5 separate regions of the Homo sapiens genome follow, and regions 1, 3, 4 and 5 are each linked to region 2. Evidence: chromatin contacts called from ENCODE Hi-C or POLR2A ChIA-PET data. All regions are on one chromosome and are shown on one strand. Each heading gives the region's core, a stretch centred on a gene start or an enhancer-like site at or near the end of the contact. The rest is flanking DNA. Distances are from core to core; before and after follow the strand shown.

Region 1 (2,700 bases), core at 192-2,691, 250 kb after region 2:
GGGGAATGGACACAGCCCCCAACAAGCAGATCGTGCAGTCGTGCCTGTCAGGTGCCTTGCCCTAACAGTGGAAGGATCATTTGAGGTCAGGGGTTCAAGACCAGCCTGGCCAACATGGTGAAACCCTGTCTCTACTAAAAATACAAAAATTAGCCGGGCGGTAGTCGTGCGCCTGTAATCCCAGCTATTTGGGAGACTGAGGCAAGAGAACATGTTGCCCTGGGAGCTTTTGTTAAGGGTCCCTGTGTGGCTCCCTCACGTATCAGAGTTCCAGGAACGGGTGTGGGCCCTGATAAAATCCCAGACTCATGGCTCAGTGAAGTCGCACAGCTGGACAAGCTTGGAGACCCCCAAATAACTTGCCCAGGCTACCCTGGCTTGCAAAGGGCCACTGCTCATCCAGGGGTGACGGAGCCGTGCTGGGTGCCTGGCATCCAGTGGGTGCCCAGTGTCCAGCTGCCATGTCCACTGTCCATGCCCTTATCACCTTCATGTTGTCACCATGACCGGCGCCTTAGGTGCTGTGGCTGGTGCCAGGCCCGTGAGAGCTGGGGCAGGTTCACTCAGGGTCCAGGTTTGCCTGCATCGTCCCAGAATCCTCCCATACCTGGGGGAGTGGGCTGTCAGTGGGAGCCAGTAAAGGGGCGTTGATTTCTTTCCCAACCAGAAGAGGCAGGGGCTATAGACTTAGGTGGAGCCCCTGGCTCTTTGCTGGCTCCCAGGGTTCTAACAGCTGGGCCTTCTGAGCCCTGGGGACTGGCTGCTCGTGGCTGAGCCCTTCAAGGGCATTGCGCTCCTTCTGCAAATGTAATTCCCAGTCTCCATGTCCAGGCCCAGAGCAGCCCTGGGGAGTCCTCAGGGCTCATTTTCCTGCAAGCGGGGGAGAGGGGGGGACAGGCCCTGTGGTGATTAGAGGAGGCTGCCTGCGCTCACAGGGGGTGGTTAGGCTACCCAGAGGAGGAGGCCCCTGCAGGCTGGCAGGGGGCCTGGTGGCTCTGGCCCCAGCCCTGGGCTCTGTGGCATGGAGCTGACACCACAGACACCTGTGGGGTTGGACCGCTGGACTAGCAGCGAGCCCTGCCCTTCCAGTTGGATAGCTTTTCCATTCCAGAGCCGTCAGGGCCGCAGGGCTGAGCACGCAGCTCCACGCTCCCTAGAGACTCAGCCGTCAGGGGTCACCTTTCTCTAGTCTTGTGGGAACTGTTTTTGCCCTCAGCCGTGAGAGGCACTTTTACACATAACTCAGTTGGAGCATGACTGGCACGCAGGAGAAAAACATTTTGTGTCATTTATAGGCCCTGCTTGGGCGAGACTCTGGGCCGGGAACGTCCACATGCAGCCAGTGTGGGGACTGTTTTACTCTGAGCCTGAATCTTTCTGCTTTGGTTCCAGATGCCGTGTGTAGGGTGTTCTGTCAAAGGGAGGAAAAAGCTCCTCAATGAGACAGAAAGATGCAACTGGGAGTCTGGTTTTGCATGAGGACGTGAGCGTTTCAGTTCACTTTTTTTTGTAAGCATGGTTCCCCAGTCTGACCTCAGAGCTGCCTGGAGATGGGCCCCACCCGCTTCCCGTTAATTAACAGGCTGGTGCTCGGTGTGGATGCTGGCTCCTCCGTCTCCCTGCCCTGGGCCCTTTTGAAGCTGAAGTGTTCCAGGGGCAGCTGGTGTGGAAATAGAGTTTTCTAGAGGTTTTAGAGTTGAGAAGAAACCTAAACTCTTCTTAGAAGCATTTCAAGGGTTTGTCACCAGGATGGCTCTCTGCAAATTTGAGGTGGTTCTAGAAGATCTTCCCATATTTCTTAATCCAGAGGGAGATGGGGATGGGCGAGAAACGGCTTTGTCCTTAAGGAAGTCATGTTCTGGTTGGAGGACAGGCACGGCCTAGCATTGAAGCTGGTGAGTCAGAGCCGGACCTGTGAGCGGGGCCAGAATGGGGCGCGGGCTTCAGACTTCACAAAGCAGACCACGCGGCAGCCTGGGGCTTTAGTATCCAAATGTCCTGCCCTCCAGGTTTCATTCCTTGCCGTAAAATATCACGTTAAAGGAAAATGTTTTGTTAAAAGACCACAGTCCTGTCACCTGAGCACAGTCGCTGTTCTCGGTTCCTCTGTGGCTTTCCAGGCTGCAGGTGCCCATTGGTATTGCGGCCGTGCGCCCGGCGGGCATGAATTAGCTGTGCCGCCTGGCTGCTGACGGGACGCCTCGCCTCGACTGAAAACTACCTGGAGCTGCTCACCCAGGGGCAACGTGAAGAAAACGTGAAATTCTGTCGCTTGTTGCAGCTGACAGCACGGCTGTGAGGTCCCAGTGGGCAGAGGCCTCGTGCAGGGCACCTCACCAGCCGGGATGTCAGAGCTGGCCAGAAGGAGCGGTGCCCATGGAGGGCTGCCAGTGCCCAGAGAGCCTTCCGAGGTGTCACGTTGGGCAGTGAAATTCAGAGTCGGGCAGAGGAGGCCCTGGGGTCACACAGGGATCTCCTCCAGGCTATGGGTTGGTGAGGTCCAGTGTCCGGGGGTGAAGGATAGAGGCTCTGTGGTGAGGGCTCTGGAGCTGGCCCTGGGCTAGCGGAAACGCAGGTAACGAAGGAGGCTGTGCTGGTGGGACTTGTGCCTGTTCCCGAGGGAGGCATTGTGAGTGATGTTTAGGCCAAGAGGATTCAGGATGGAAGACATGGCTTGGTTTGTAGTTGGGAGCCGGCCAA
Region 2 (2,700 bases), core at 141-2,640:
GCGGGTGGATCACCTGAGGTCGGGAGTTCAAGATCAGCCTAACGAACATGGAGAAACCTTGTCTCTACTAAAAATACAAAATTAGCCGGGCGTGGTGGCGTGTGTCTGTAATCCCAGCTACTCGGGAGGCTGAGGCAAGGAGAATCGCTTGAACACGGGAGGCCGTGGTTGCAGTGAGCCGAGGTCGCGCCACTGCACTCCAGCCTGGGGACCAAGAGCGAAACTCCGTCTCAAAAAAAAAAAAAAAAGGAAAAAACATTTCTACCTTACTCTTATTTTAGGAGCCACGCCTCCCACCTTTGTCTAGTAACACAGCTATAGTGATGTCTCTTAGGGGATGAGAAAATGCTACTCCTCCACTAACAATGACTCTTGGAGAGGGAACAAGACATCAAATCGCGAACTCGAAAAACTAACAGAAAAAAGTTAAAAAGTGGTTTGTGTTTTTAAAGCCAGCCACAACACCTTCATTCAAGGCCCTAAACCGCAGAGACTTTCTAGACCTATCTTAAGCGTCAGTACCACACGCACTTCGTGATGGAACGGTATTGTTCTCCTAGAACAGACCCGTTTTCTCATGAAACCGACGTTTTTACAAAAGCCTGTTTGTGGACGGCCTGCGGCGGCCGCGAACCCGCTTCCCTTGGATTACCCAGGGCTGGGAGAAGGAGGGCTTTCGCCGGCTGCGGTCCCCGGTCCCCGGCCTCCGCCCCGGCCCCGGCTCCCCCGGCCCCCGACCCCCCCGGCCCACGCCCCCTGCCCGGACCCCGCCCCGGCCCCGCCCCGCGTCACCTGACTGTCCCGCGGCCCCCAGACCCGGCGCCACCGACCTGATGACACTGATGTGGAACTCGTCCTCGCGGAGGCCCCGCCAGGCGCCGGGCAGGAACTCCTTGCACCACAGATAGGCCCTGCGCCGCGTCCGGGGCTCCGGCTGCTCGTCTGCGGGCGGCTGCGGCGGCGGGGGCTGGGGCAGCGGCAGCGGCAGCGGCAGCGGCGGCGGAGGGGGCAGCGCGAGCGGCGGCTGTTGGCCGCCCAGCTGCTTGGACTCGAGGTCGCTGGCGGCGTCGCGCTGCTGCCCCACGCCGGGCGCCGGGGCCGCGCTGCCGCTACCGCAGCTCAGCAGCAGCCCGAGCGGCGAGGGCTCCGCCTCGCCCCCGGTGCAGAATTTGGTTTTCATGCCCGACAGGCGGCCGAGGAGGCGCGGGCGGCCGCAGCGCGAGAGGACTAGGCTCAGAGTCCGGCCGGGCGCCCCCTCGCCGCTCTCTCACTGGCAGGCCGGCGGGGCAGGGGGCCGCGGCGGTTGGGCGCGCGGGGCGGCGGCGGCGGCTGCGGCGACTGCGGCGACTGTGGAGCGGGGATGTGCTGCTGGCCGCTGCACTCGCTCCTCTGCCGCCGCCGCACGAGGAGCGCCGGCCGCGTCACAGCCCGCCCTCGCGCTCGCCACTGATTGGCCGCCGTCCGCCGGCCCGGCGCATCATAACCGCCGCCGCCCTCGCCACACCGCCTCCCCATTGGCTGCGGCGCCGCCCCCAACCCAGAGCGCTGCGGCCTCCGTGAGCGGGGCCTGGGCGAAGGGGGCGGGGCGTCGAGGGGGCGCCCCGGCGGTCGCAGGGAAGGGGGAGAGGGGAGCGAGGCGCGGGGGGCGCCGGGAGAGCGCCTCCGCGGTGGGACGGAGCCGGACTGGGCCGAGCGAGGGAGGCTCCTGAGCCTCGGAGGACCCCGGGGTTGGCTTTGGGAGCTGAAAGTTTCCTTGGACCCCTCGGAAGCCCCGTGACATCAGAGGCCGGGCCTGGCAGGGGCAGGCAGGAAACGTGTCTGGAGGCTACTGCCCTCTCCGCGTGACCTTGGGCGAGCAGCCTCCTCCTGGGGCTCAGTGGGTGTGATTTTGTAACATTTCCCAGCGCTGCCACAGGCGCGTCTCGCCCTGTCCAACGCGGAGCCCGAAGAATTACTAAGAAACCGAGGTCTGAAGGAGGGAAGAGGTGACGGGCTCGAGGCCACACGGTGGGCCAGGCTGGGCCCGGCTGCACGCCGGCTACCGGGGCCCAGCCCTCTGCACGCCTCCCGCAGCCTCAGTTTCCCTGTCCGTGGTACTGAGGATGCTCGGGCCTAGAAGTTCAGGGCTGGAGGCCCAGGGACCGTCGAGGGAGGGGCATCATCCCCGCCATGGGGCCGCCGCAACTGCCCAGAGCACAGGCCAAAGGTGCGTGCCACGGGGCTACTGGCGTTGTGGACGCTGCCCCTGCCTCCCCATCCCCCGCAGGAAACAGCCTTGTGACCGTGACTAACGCACCTTTGCCGGGGTAGAGGGGCAAGGGCCCCTGCTACCGTTTGCCACACACTGCCCCATGTCCCTCACTGCTCCCGTCCTTCCTAGAAGTGAGGTGCTGATACATATAAAAATTATGGATCCCATTTTATGGGACATGAGCTGAAACAGGAGGTTTCCTGGGCTGCCAGGGGCTTAGGAAATCCAGTGCCTGATACACAGGAAATGCTTCTATGTGGGGAGTTCACAGTCTTCCAGAAGCAAAAATGTTTTTTGGTTTTTTTTTTGAGACGGAGTCTTGCTCAGTCGCCCAGGCTGGAGTGCAGTGGCACGATCTCGGCTCACTGCAACCTCCGCCTCCCGGGTTCACGCCATTCTGCTGCCTCAGCCTCCCGAGTAGCTAGGACTACAGACGCCCGCCACGACGC
Region 3 (2,700 bases), core at 180-2,679, 140 kb after region 2:
CTGGGATGACAGGCATGAGCCACCAAGCCTGGCCTCTTTTAACTTTTGATGATGGAAATTTCTAAACACACACAAACATGGAGAGAGTGGGAAACAGACCCCCCACTTCCATGAAGCCATCAGCCATGCTGGATGGATGGCAGCCACATGTGTCTTGTGGCACGATTCTCTTGCCCCCTTCTCCTGATGTGGAAGCATTTTAAAGCACACCTCAGACAGCCTATGACTTCAGCCTCAAGCAACAGAGTCATCTTTTAAACTCTGAACTGGATAACGTGACTCCCTGTGCATTCCTGGGCTCTCCCGCTCCTCCCCCGCCGCTGTCCCCTGGGACCGGCCTGTCTCTTTCACTCTCCCCAGGGCCCTTCTCTCCTCACACTTGTGGCCTTGGATCTGTCCTGGGGGCTCCGCATTGCTGGCCTCTCTGCCTGGATCCCGCATCTCCCTGATTTTTCATCTGTGTTTTTACTGCAAATGTTTGGATTTTGTTTCCTGCTCACAGCAGGAGGCCATCGGGGATTGCTGTGCAGGGGAGTATTAGGAGCTGAGTTGTGTTTTTAAAATATCCTCCGGCTGCTGTGTGGAGGATGAGTAGGGCTGGGGCGGGGAGCAGGAAGACCATCACAGAGAATTCAACGTAGTCGAACGTAGTCCATATTCTAAAAAGTATCGGCTTGTGTCAGCCACTGCGCTGGATCTTGAAGCAAAGCTGTAGATACGGAAATTGTGGCTGAGTATGGTCGTGGTTTGTCCCAACTGACCCAGCTGGTGGGTTTTGGGACCGAGGCCCGGGGGGCTGCCTGTGAGTTCATTGCATTCTCCCTGAACTCGTGGATTCCTTCTGGTGGGAGACAGTTACAGGCGCAAATGACCTAATACCACCTAGAACAATCCATCCCATAGTGGAAGCCGAGCCCCCCTGGCCTGGAACAATCGAAGAGGGCCAGAGTTCTCTGGTGTGGGGTAACGGCAAGACTCCCTGCTGTCAGGGGAGCGGGCTAAGGGGTTTCCACCTGCAAACATGGAATGGTAGGCGCAGGGGGCCGGAGGGTGGGATGGTGTCTCTAGCCAAGGCCAGCACCAGGGCTGGTGAAATAGGCTGGGAGGGGCAGGACGTGGTGGCTCACACCTGTAATCCCAGCACTTTGGGAGGCCGAGGCAGGAGGATCACCTTGAGGTCAGGAGTTCCAGACCGGTCCGGCCAACATGGTGAAACCCCGTCTCTAGTAAAATACAAAAACTTAGCTGGGCGTAGTGGCAGGCGCCTATAATGCCAGCTACTCAGGAGGCTGAGAATCGCTTAAACCCGGGAGGCAGAGGCTGCAGTGAGCCAAGATGCACTCCAGCCTGGGCAACAAGAATGAAACTCTGTCTCAAAAAAACAAAAAACAAGAAGGCTAGGAGGGAGCCTTGCCCGCCAGGGGGAGCCCTTGGACTTCCTCTACCAAGAGATGCGGCCCTGCTCCTAGAGAAACTGGCTGGCTCGAGGCCATGCCCTGTCGAGCTCGAGGCCATGCCCTGCCGGGGCTCTCAAGGCTTTGGAGGAGCCTCTGCTCCCTACGGCCGTGGTGTGCTCAGCCACGCCCAACATTTGCAGACAGATCCGGTGTGAATGCTCAGCTCTCACGGCTTTGGAGGAGCCTCTGCTCCCTGTGGCCATCGTGTGCTCCTGAGCCACGCCCAACATTTGCAGACAGATCCAGTGTGAATGCTGTGCTGCCATTTGCTTGGTGGATGACCTCGGCCAAGCAACCTGGCCTTTCTGTGCCTTGGTTTCCTCACTGTGAAGGGACGAGAGCTCCTTTTGGGGCCAAGCCCCGAATTGGACTCTCACTTCTGTTTGGCCTTCTGGCACCTTCTGTGTGGACTCTCACCCATCAGTTAGGGACTTTGTACCTCCTGTGTGTCAGTGCTGTGCTAGGCCCCGGATGAGCCACTGCCCCTGCCGCAGGAACAGAAAGCCTGAGGGGGGCTCTGAGCTCTCTGAGCTCCCCAGGGTGGAGGAGGCACCTTCTCTGAGCCCACCCCTCACCTTCATTGTGTTCCTCACAAGGCAGGTCTCACCCACCGCACCGGGGGCTCCTGGGCCACGTCATCTCTGAATCCCCATTGGGCTGGCAAACAGTAGGTGCTCACTAGGCACCTGATAAAGTGAGTTGAATGGGACTTTGTGTAGGCCAGGATGGCACCTGGCTTATCTTGCAGTCTCGTGTCCTCCAAGGCAGGGAGAAGAAAGCCCGGAGCCCCTGGATTTGGACAGGTCTGCGACGGGGGCGCCTTGAGCTCTGTTTGGCTGGGACTCACCACAGGGGGCTGCATTGGGCCTGTAGTGCTGGGCAGAGGAGCTTGGGGCTTTCGGCAGGGACGGGTGTGGTTAGATTTGTGTTTTGACGGGTCCCTTGCCGCAGGGTGGAGAACGGATGAGCCAGGCTGTCTGGGAGCAGAGTGGGCAGGCAGTTGGTGGTGGGCCCAAGGCCGGGCAGCAGCTGGGGTCAGGACAGGGGAAGCGGCCGGAGTACTGAAACCTTTAGGATGGCCAGTTGGACTCAGGGGGAAGCACAGGTTTCTAAATCTGTTAGCCCACGTGGGGATGCCATTAGGTACAGGGAGGACCCCTGGGGCCAAACACACTCCTGGGGGCCGATGCTGAGGTTGGCCTTGGATGCTGAGTTTGAGGCACCTGTGGTCCAGGAGGAACGC
Region 4 (2,700 bases), core at 105-2,604, 220 kb after region 2:
GTAGAGGGGTTCAGTTCTTTTGGGTATATATGTAGGAGTGGAATTACTGGTCATAGGATCATTCTATGTGTAACTTTTTGAGGCACTACCAGGCTGTTTTCCACAGCAGCCAGAGGTGTCTTTAAAAGCAGTTGTCAACTGGGCTTGGTGGCTCACACCTGTAATCCCAGCACTTTGGGATGCCAAGGCGGGCGGATCACCTGAGGTCAGGAGTTCGAGACCAGCCTGACCAACATGGCAAAACCCCGTCTCTACTAAAAATACAAAATTAGCTGGGCGTGGTGGCGTGTGCCTGTAATCCCAGCTACTCAGGAGACTGAGGTGGGAGAATCGCTTGAAACTGGGAGGCCGAGGTTGCAGTGAGCTGAGATTGCGCCATCATACTCCAGCCTGGGCAACTAGAGTGAAACTCCGTCTCAAAATAAAAATAAAAATAAAAATAAAAGGAATGATCACTTCCTGTTTCATGAATGAGGAAACTGAGGCTCTGGGAGATGGGAAATCCTGCCCGGAATCTCACAGCTGGAGGCCAGGCCAGGCTTTGAATCCAGGCAACTGAGTCTGAGTGGATGGTGTGTGCTTTGTGTTGGAGCTGGCCCAGGGCTGGATGAAGGCAACATTTAATTAATGAAAACCACTACCCCCTCCCGGCTGTTACCTCTTGAGCGCTTTTCTATGAAGCATCCTGTTTAAGCCTCGCACTCTGTGATGTGGAGGTGCAGTAATTATCCCCATTTCACAGACAGGATGTTGAGGTCAGAGGGGTTGAGTGATTGTCATGGGCCAGGTCTCAGCCAGGCTTGCTAACCCTGGAGTCTGCCGTCTGCTCTGAAGTGGTCACTCTCAGCTGGAGAGCTGACCTGGCCCTTTTGCCTTTGTGATGTACGGTCCTGAAAAAAATATTTGCAGAAATAGCTTCATAGGAACATATATGGAATTTGGAATTAAAAAATATATTAAAAACTATATATTTACCAGTATTACAATATATTACCCAGAGACTTGTCTCCCTAATGAGGCCACCTTTACTTTTTCAATCTTTGTCTCCGCTGGTGCTTTCTCATAACTGCCATTCATTCTAGTAGAAATCATGGTTCACGGTTATGCTGGGTGTGTGGTTTTTGGTGTTGACATGTCGAACGTTTTGTTGTTACCGCAGTCATTTTGTTACTAGTTAATTGGTGCTACCTTTCCACGGAGACAATAGTCTAGTTACCCCTGCCGCTGGAGATTGTTCTTTTTTTTTTTTTTTTTTTGCTATTACAAATAAGGCCTCAGCAAATATTGTGACTCAGACGTTTTCCTTCTTTCTGGTGTTTCTTGGGACAGACTCCTGCAGGGGTGATCCCTGGGGAGAGGGCGTAATTATTTTATGTTCATGATGCGGCAGTCACCACCGTGTTTCTGAAAGGTTTGTTCTGCACTCTGGGCTGCCAGTTGACATTCGGTTTTTCATGGTGATCTGGTGGGTCCTGGGGTGTGATGGTGGCCGGGCCCAGCTGCTTCAGCCCTCAGCCTGTCCATCCCCCACCCACACCCAGAACTGAGGCTCCAAGGTGCAGCCTCAGGTGTCTGCCACCCTGTGCATCCCTCATCGCCCCAGGTCTGTTGCCCTCCCTTCTCCTCCTTCTCAAATTACGCTGCCCAGAGGTCAGGCTAGAGGTCAGCAGGTCCATCACTGGATGGAATGACCTGGGGCAGGCCAAGGTATCTGGGGGCTGTGTAGCTGTGACCCCTGAGCTTCAGGGGGCTGTGAAACGAGAGACCTTGGGCACATGGGCACATGACGTGGTGGGAAGGCGCCCAGAGGACCAGCACCCGCCATGCTACCCCCACACTCTGCTCCAGTGTGCTCCCACCCCAGGACCTTTGCCCAGGCCTGCCGGCTCCTTCTTTCCCAGCAAGGCCTGCTCTGTCTCAGGTAGCATGCAGCCCCCCGACCCACTTCTCATGTAGCATGCAGCCCCCCGACCCACTTCACCCTGCACCATTTCCCTGATCTGCAGCGTTTATGATGTAACATTACTAAGGTGTCCTTATTGGCTATGTGTATTGCTTGTTTATTACCACCCACGTGAATACGGAGCCATTCAGGCCGTGTCCTGGGTGTCTGGGTGGGCCAGCTGGTGCTGGGCACTCGCCTGCTGGAGGAGTGAGTGCCCATGGCCAGCCCCTCCTGGTGCCTGGGCTGCGTCTCCTCCTTAGTGTGCTGCCTCTACAGGCTTTTCTCCTGAACTGTCCTCTTTGCTTTTTTTTTTTTTTTTAAGCTTTAAAAGAAGTTTTTGTAGAGATGCGGTCTTGCTGTGTTGCCCAGGCTGGTCTTGAACTCCTGGCCTGAGATGATCCTCTCTCCTCGGAAAGTGCTGGGATTATAGGTGTGAGCTACGGAGCCGGCCCTTCCCTTCTACTCTGCTACTCTGCTGTTCTCTCTCCCTCCCGTCGGGTTCTGCTCCTGCCACGTTCTCCCCTCTCCCCACCAAAGGCTGGGTTTTCTTTGTCAGGGCTCCTTTCCCCTTTGGAGAAGAGGGGGCTGTAGGGCCTTGGTGCGAGGCCCTCCAGTGACAGGATCCCCCATCACCCAGAGTTCCACAGGCCCTGGTAGGGAGGAGGGGGAGCAGAAGAGGAGGTGCCATCTTTGCCTGCTGGGGAAGGGCAGGGGCCACCCACACAGAGCTCTCCCATTTGCTGTGGACCCTGGGG
Region 5 (2,700 bases), core at 86-2,585, 190 kb after region 2:
TGAGGTCTGACATGTGCTGGCCCTGGCTGGCCTCTCCTGTACCTTCTACCACCAGCTCCAGCTCATGGCCTGATGTGGTTCCTCCCCCGAATCCAGCGACCAGGCTGCCCTCTGCCCCAGCGCCTCCTCCGTGGATGTCTGCTCTTCCTGAACTGCCCTCCCACCGGACGGCTGCTCCTTGGTAGCAGCTCAAGTGTCCTTCCTTCCCTAAGCCAGTTTCCCCAAACACTGCAGCACAACGCCCTTCATTTCTCATGGCATTCTTCATGGCCTGTCAATGGGGCTTTTGTTGTTTTAATTTTCCGTCTTCTTGTTTTTGTTGGTCTTCCTAGAATATAAACCCCATGAGGGCAGAGGCGTTCAGCCTGACTCCAGCCTGGCAAAGCTGTCACAAATCTGGAGGAACACACACGTTCACGGGCACTCAGTTCTGTGAGGTACTGCAAGCCCTCTCTGAACCTGCAAGGTGGCCATTGCTGTCCCCACTTTACAAAGGAGGAAAGAGTGCGCGGAGAGGTTCTACTTAGACCCGCCAAGGGCACAGTCGTTCTAGAAAGTAGCAGACTGGGAGTTCCAACTTGGGCTTGCTGGTTCCAGAGCCCCTTCTGTGCCCCTTCCAGGCTGTGCCTGGGTGAGATTCTTCTCCTACCAGCACGTCTTCTTCCTGGAGGGTTCAGTGGCTGAGCTGACACCGGTGGGCAAGAGGCCCTGGCGGGCTTGTTGAAGGACTCAAAGGTGGCGTCTGGGAGCCTGGCGGGACTTTCTCCCTGTCAGCCTAGAGGCACTTTTAGAGGAGTGTGTCTGTTTCGCAGTCTTCGTGTCTCATAATTCATAACTAAGGTAGAGGGTACACATTTAGTTTACAGTAAAACCTCAAACCCACCTCCACTCCCAGCCGGCCACTTCTCTCCCTGTTCCCTTCTCTGCCCTCCACAGGTGAGAACAAGTGTCCGGGGCCGCCCCGTGGGGCCCCAGGCTGCCCGCCCTGAAACTGCCTCGCTGTGTGCCCTTGGGCAACCCCGCCCTGCTCCGTGCCTCAGTTTCCCCACTCATAGAGGCTCCACAGGTGACACACCTGGCTCCGGGCCCCGATCGGCCGCCGGGCCCCGCGGGGCGGAAACCCCGCGCCAAGCCTCCCGGAGGCACCTCCAGGGCAGGGCGGGGAGCGCGGGGAGGGGCCGCGGGGACCTGCGCCGCTGGGGCCGCCTGGCCGCCGGCCGGCTCCGGGGGGCGCCCGCGGGAGGGCGCGGCCGGTGCGGGGGGCGCGGGTGGCGGCGGCGGGGGGCGGAGACGCGGCGCGGCTTCCGCTCCCGCGCGCCCAGCTCCCTCCTCCCCGTCGTCCTGGTCCGCGGCGCCCGAGGGGGGAGGCGGAGGCGCCGGGAGCCGCGCGAGGAGCCGCCGCCGCCGCGCCATGGAGCCCGAGTGAGCGCGGCGCGGGCCCGTCCGGCCGCCGGACAACATGGAGGCAGCGCCGCCCGGGCCGCCGTGGCCGCTGCTGCTGCTGCTGCTGCTGCTGCTGGCGCTGTGCGGCTGCCCGGCCCCCGCCGCGGGTAGGTGGGCGCAGGCCGGCCGGGGGCCGCGGGTTGCTCGGACAATGGCCCGGGCGGCCCCGCGGCCAAGTGCGCGGGCGCCGCCGCCGTCTCGGAAGCGACTTGGCGAGTTGGGAGCGAGTTGGGGCGCGCGCCCGGGATCCCCCTGCCGTCCCCGGCGTCCCCGCCACGCGCGGGCCCTTTGTCTCCCCACCCGGGCCCTCCCCGGGGACGCTGCGTCCCGGGCTGGCGAGGAGGGCGCCCGCTCCGCCAGGTGCGGCGCGGGCGGGTCCTCACCTGCCCGAGCCCGCGGGAAGCCGGGAGCCGAGCCGAGCCCGCGCTGGGCCCGTGTGGCCCGGGCCGGGCACCGAGCGGGGACTTGGGGCGCGGAGGCGGGCCTGGCCCGGGGAGCCGGTTCGCAAGCCTGTTTCCAGCGGCCGCGCGGCCGCCCCGCGTGCTCCGAGGACGGGCTGAAGTTGCAGCGAGAAAGTTCTGAGCCCGGGCGCGGGGCGGCCTGGCCGGTGGCGCTGCTCCTGTGAGCCGCGTGGCTGTGGGTTTCCAAGCGGACTGACACCTGCCAGGTGCCCGGGCGACCCGAATGCCCCGTGTGGCCGCCGGGTCCCCAGATAGTGTCCATCCCCGGGTCGGCTACGCGGAGGTGACGTGGTCCCAGATCGCGGGGCAGTGGGGGAGGCAGGCTTGTGCCTCAGTTGTACACTCCCGTGGGGAGAGGTAGGGCGGGGGAACTTTCTCTCCAACTTTTGGTGTTTCCCAGGGGGTGGAGTTGAGGTCAGGAGGACTCAGGAAACTTAAGCAGTCGTGAAACGCTACACATGTTCTTTTAATTTGGAGATTGCCATGTGGTTTTTCAAGCAAGCCTCTTGCTACCTAAATCATTCTCTTCGGATGTGCGTGTTTTGTTTTTCTGGAGTATGGCTGGCCAAGTGGCACGGCCGCAAGTGCCTGTGCACGCCGCGGCTCCTGTTCTGTTTGTGGCAGTTTAGCGGGGAGGACCTCGGGCCCCTTTGTCTGGGCCTCCTTAAGGCAAACAGCTGTCTCCCTGAATATTTCCAGTGTGAATGGTGCAGCGGGGTGGCCCTGTAGTCAGATCCCCCAGGCTGCAGCCTCTGCTTGGAGGTGTGGGGGACAGCGGGGAACAGGAGGAGCTTGG

The links. A loop is a pair of places that touch in the nucleus more often than their neighbours do. ChIA-PET counts read pairs that join two places held with the same protein, here RNA polymerase II (POLR2A). Pooled maps may share reads with other maps.
Region 1: a loop to region 2 is called in a pooled map, with 13 times the contacts of the local background. The contact joins the enhancer-like site here to the promoter of CHKA in region 2. A Hi-C loop is called at or near these places in 5 of 37 single-sample maps with no recorded cell type and 5 of 50 pooled maps.
Region 3: a loop to region 2 is called in a pooled map, with 4 times the contacts of the local background. The contact joins the enhancer-like site here to the promoter of CHKA in region 2. A Hi-C loop is called at or near these places in 1 of 37 single-sample maps with no recorded cell type and 4 of 50 pooled maps. POLR2A ChIA-PET finds 5 or more read pairs at or near these places in 4 of 52 experiments (Caco-2, K562, OCI-LY7 and 1 more).
Region 4: a pooled map shows a loop between it and region 2 (3-fold over the local background). The contact joins the enhancer-like site here to the promoter of CHKA in region 2. A Hi-C loop is called at or near these places in 2 of 50 pooled maps. POLR2A ChIA-PET finds 5 or more read pairs at or near these places in 4 of 52 experiments (BJ, H1, OCI-LY7 and 1 more).
Region 5: a map with no recorded cell type shows a loop between it and region 2 (6-fold over the local background). The contact joins the promoter of LRP5 here to the promoter of CHKA in region 2. A Hi-C loop is called at or near these places in 2 of 37 single-sample maps with no recorded cell type and 4 of 50 pooled maps. POLR2A ChIA-PET finds 5 or more read pairs at or near these places in 1 of 52 experiments (OCI-LY7).

What each region holds. Positions count from the first base shown.
Region 1 is chr11:68,369,475-68,372,174 of GRCh38, forward strand. All of the region lies in intron 5 of LRP5 (LDL receptor related protein 5), which reads left to right. Among named protein-coding and RNA genes, the nearest start is that of LRP5, 58 kb to the left of the region's middle. RefSeq lists an enhancer at 1,761-1,810. Within about 2 kb of position 1,442, at least 17 of the 41 ENCODE cell types and tissues checked have a DNase peak (open chromatin) inside an H3K27ac peak, as active enhancers do.
Region 2 is chr11:68,119,998-68,122,697 of GRCh38, forward strand. CHKA (choline kinase alpha) reads right to left here and starts at 1,391. Exons shown (of 12, transcript NM_001277.3): 1 at 831-1,391. The coding sequence starts at 1,180. CHKA-DT (CHKA divergent transcript) reads left to right here and starts at 1,891. Exons shown (of 4, transcript NR_183630.1): 1 at 1,891-2,206. RefSeq lists enhancers at 116-245, 386-515, 1,364-2,129, 2,130-2,700 and silencers at 666-795, 1,366-1,795, 2,146-2,245.
Region 3 is chr11:68,256,147-68,258,846 of GRCh38, forward strand. No RefSeq gene overlaps it. Among named protein-coding and RNA genes, the nearest start is that of C11orf24, 14 kb to the right of the region's middle. Within about 2 kb of position 1,430, at least 9 of the 41 ENCODE cell types and tissues checked have a DNase peak (open chromatin) inside an H3K27ac peak, as active enhancers do.
Region 4 is chr11:68,339,823-68,342,522 of GRCh38, forward strand. All of the region lies in intron 1 of LRP5 (LDL receptor related protein 5), which reads left to right. Among named protein-coding and RNA genes, the nearest start is that of LRP5, 29 kb to the left of the region's middle. Within about 2 kb of position 1,355, at least 15 of the 41 ENCODE cell types and tissues checked have a DNase peak (open chromatin) inside an H3K27ac peak, as active enhancers do.
Region 5 is chr11:68,311,256-68,313,955 of GRCh38, forward strand. It overlaps LRP5 (LDL receptor related protein 5), which reads left to right and starts at 1,336. Exons shown (of 23, transcript NM_002335.4): 1 at 1,336-1,550. The coding sequence starts at 1,460. It overlaps LOC124900302 (a long non-coding RNA gene), which reads left to right and starts at 2,194. Exons shown (of 2, transcript XR_007062749.1): 1 at 2,194-2,700. RefSeq lists silencers at 961-1,250, 1,271-1,470, 1,661-1,820, 1,831-1,900 and enhancers at 1,322-2,197, 2,198-2,700.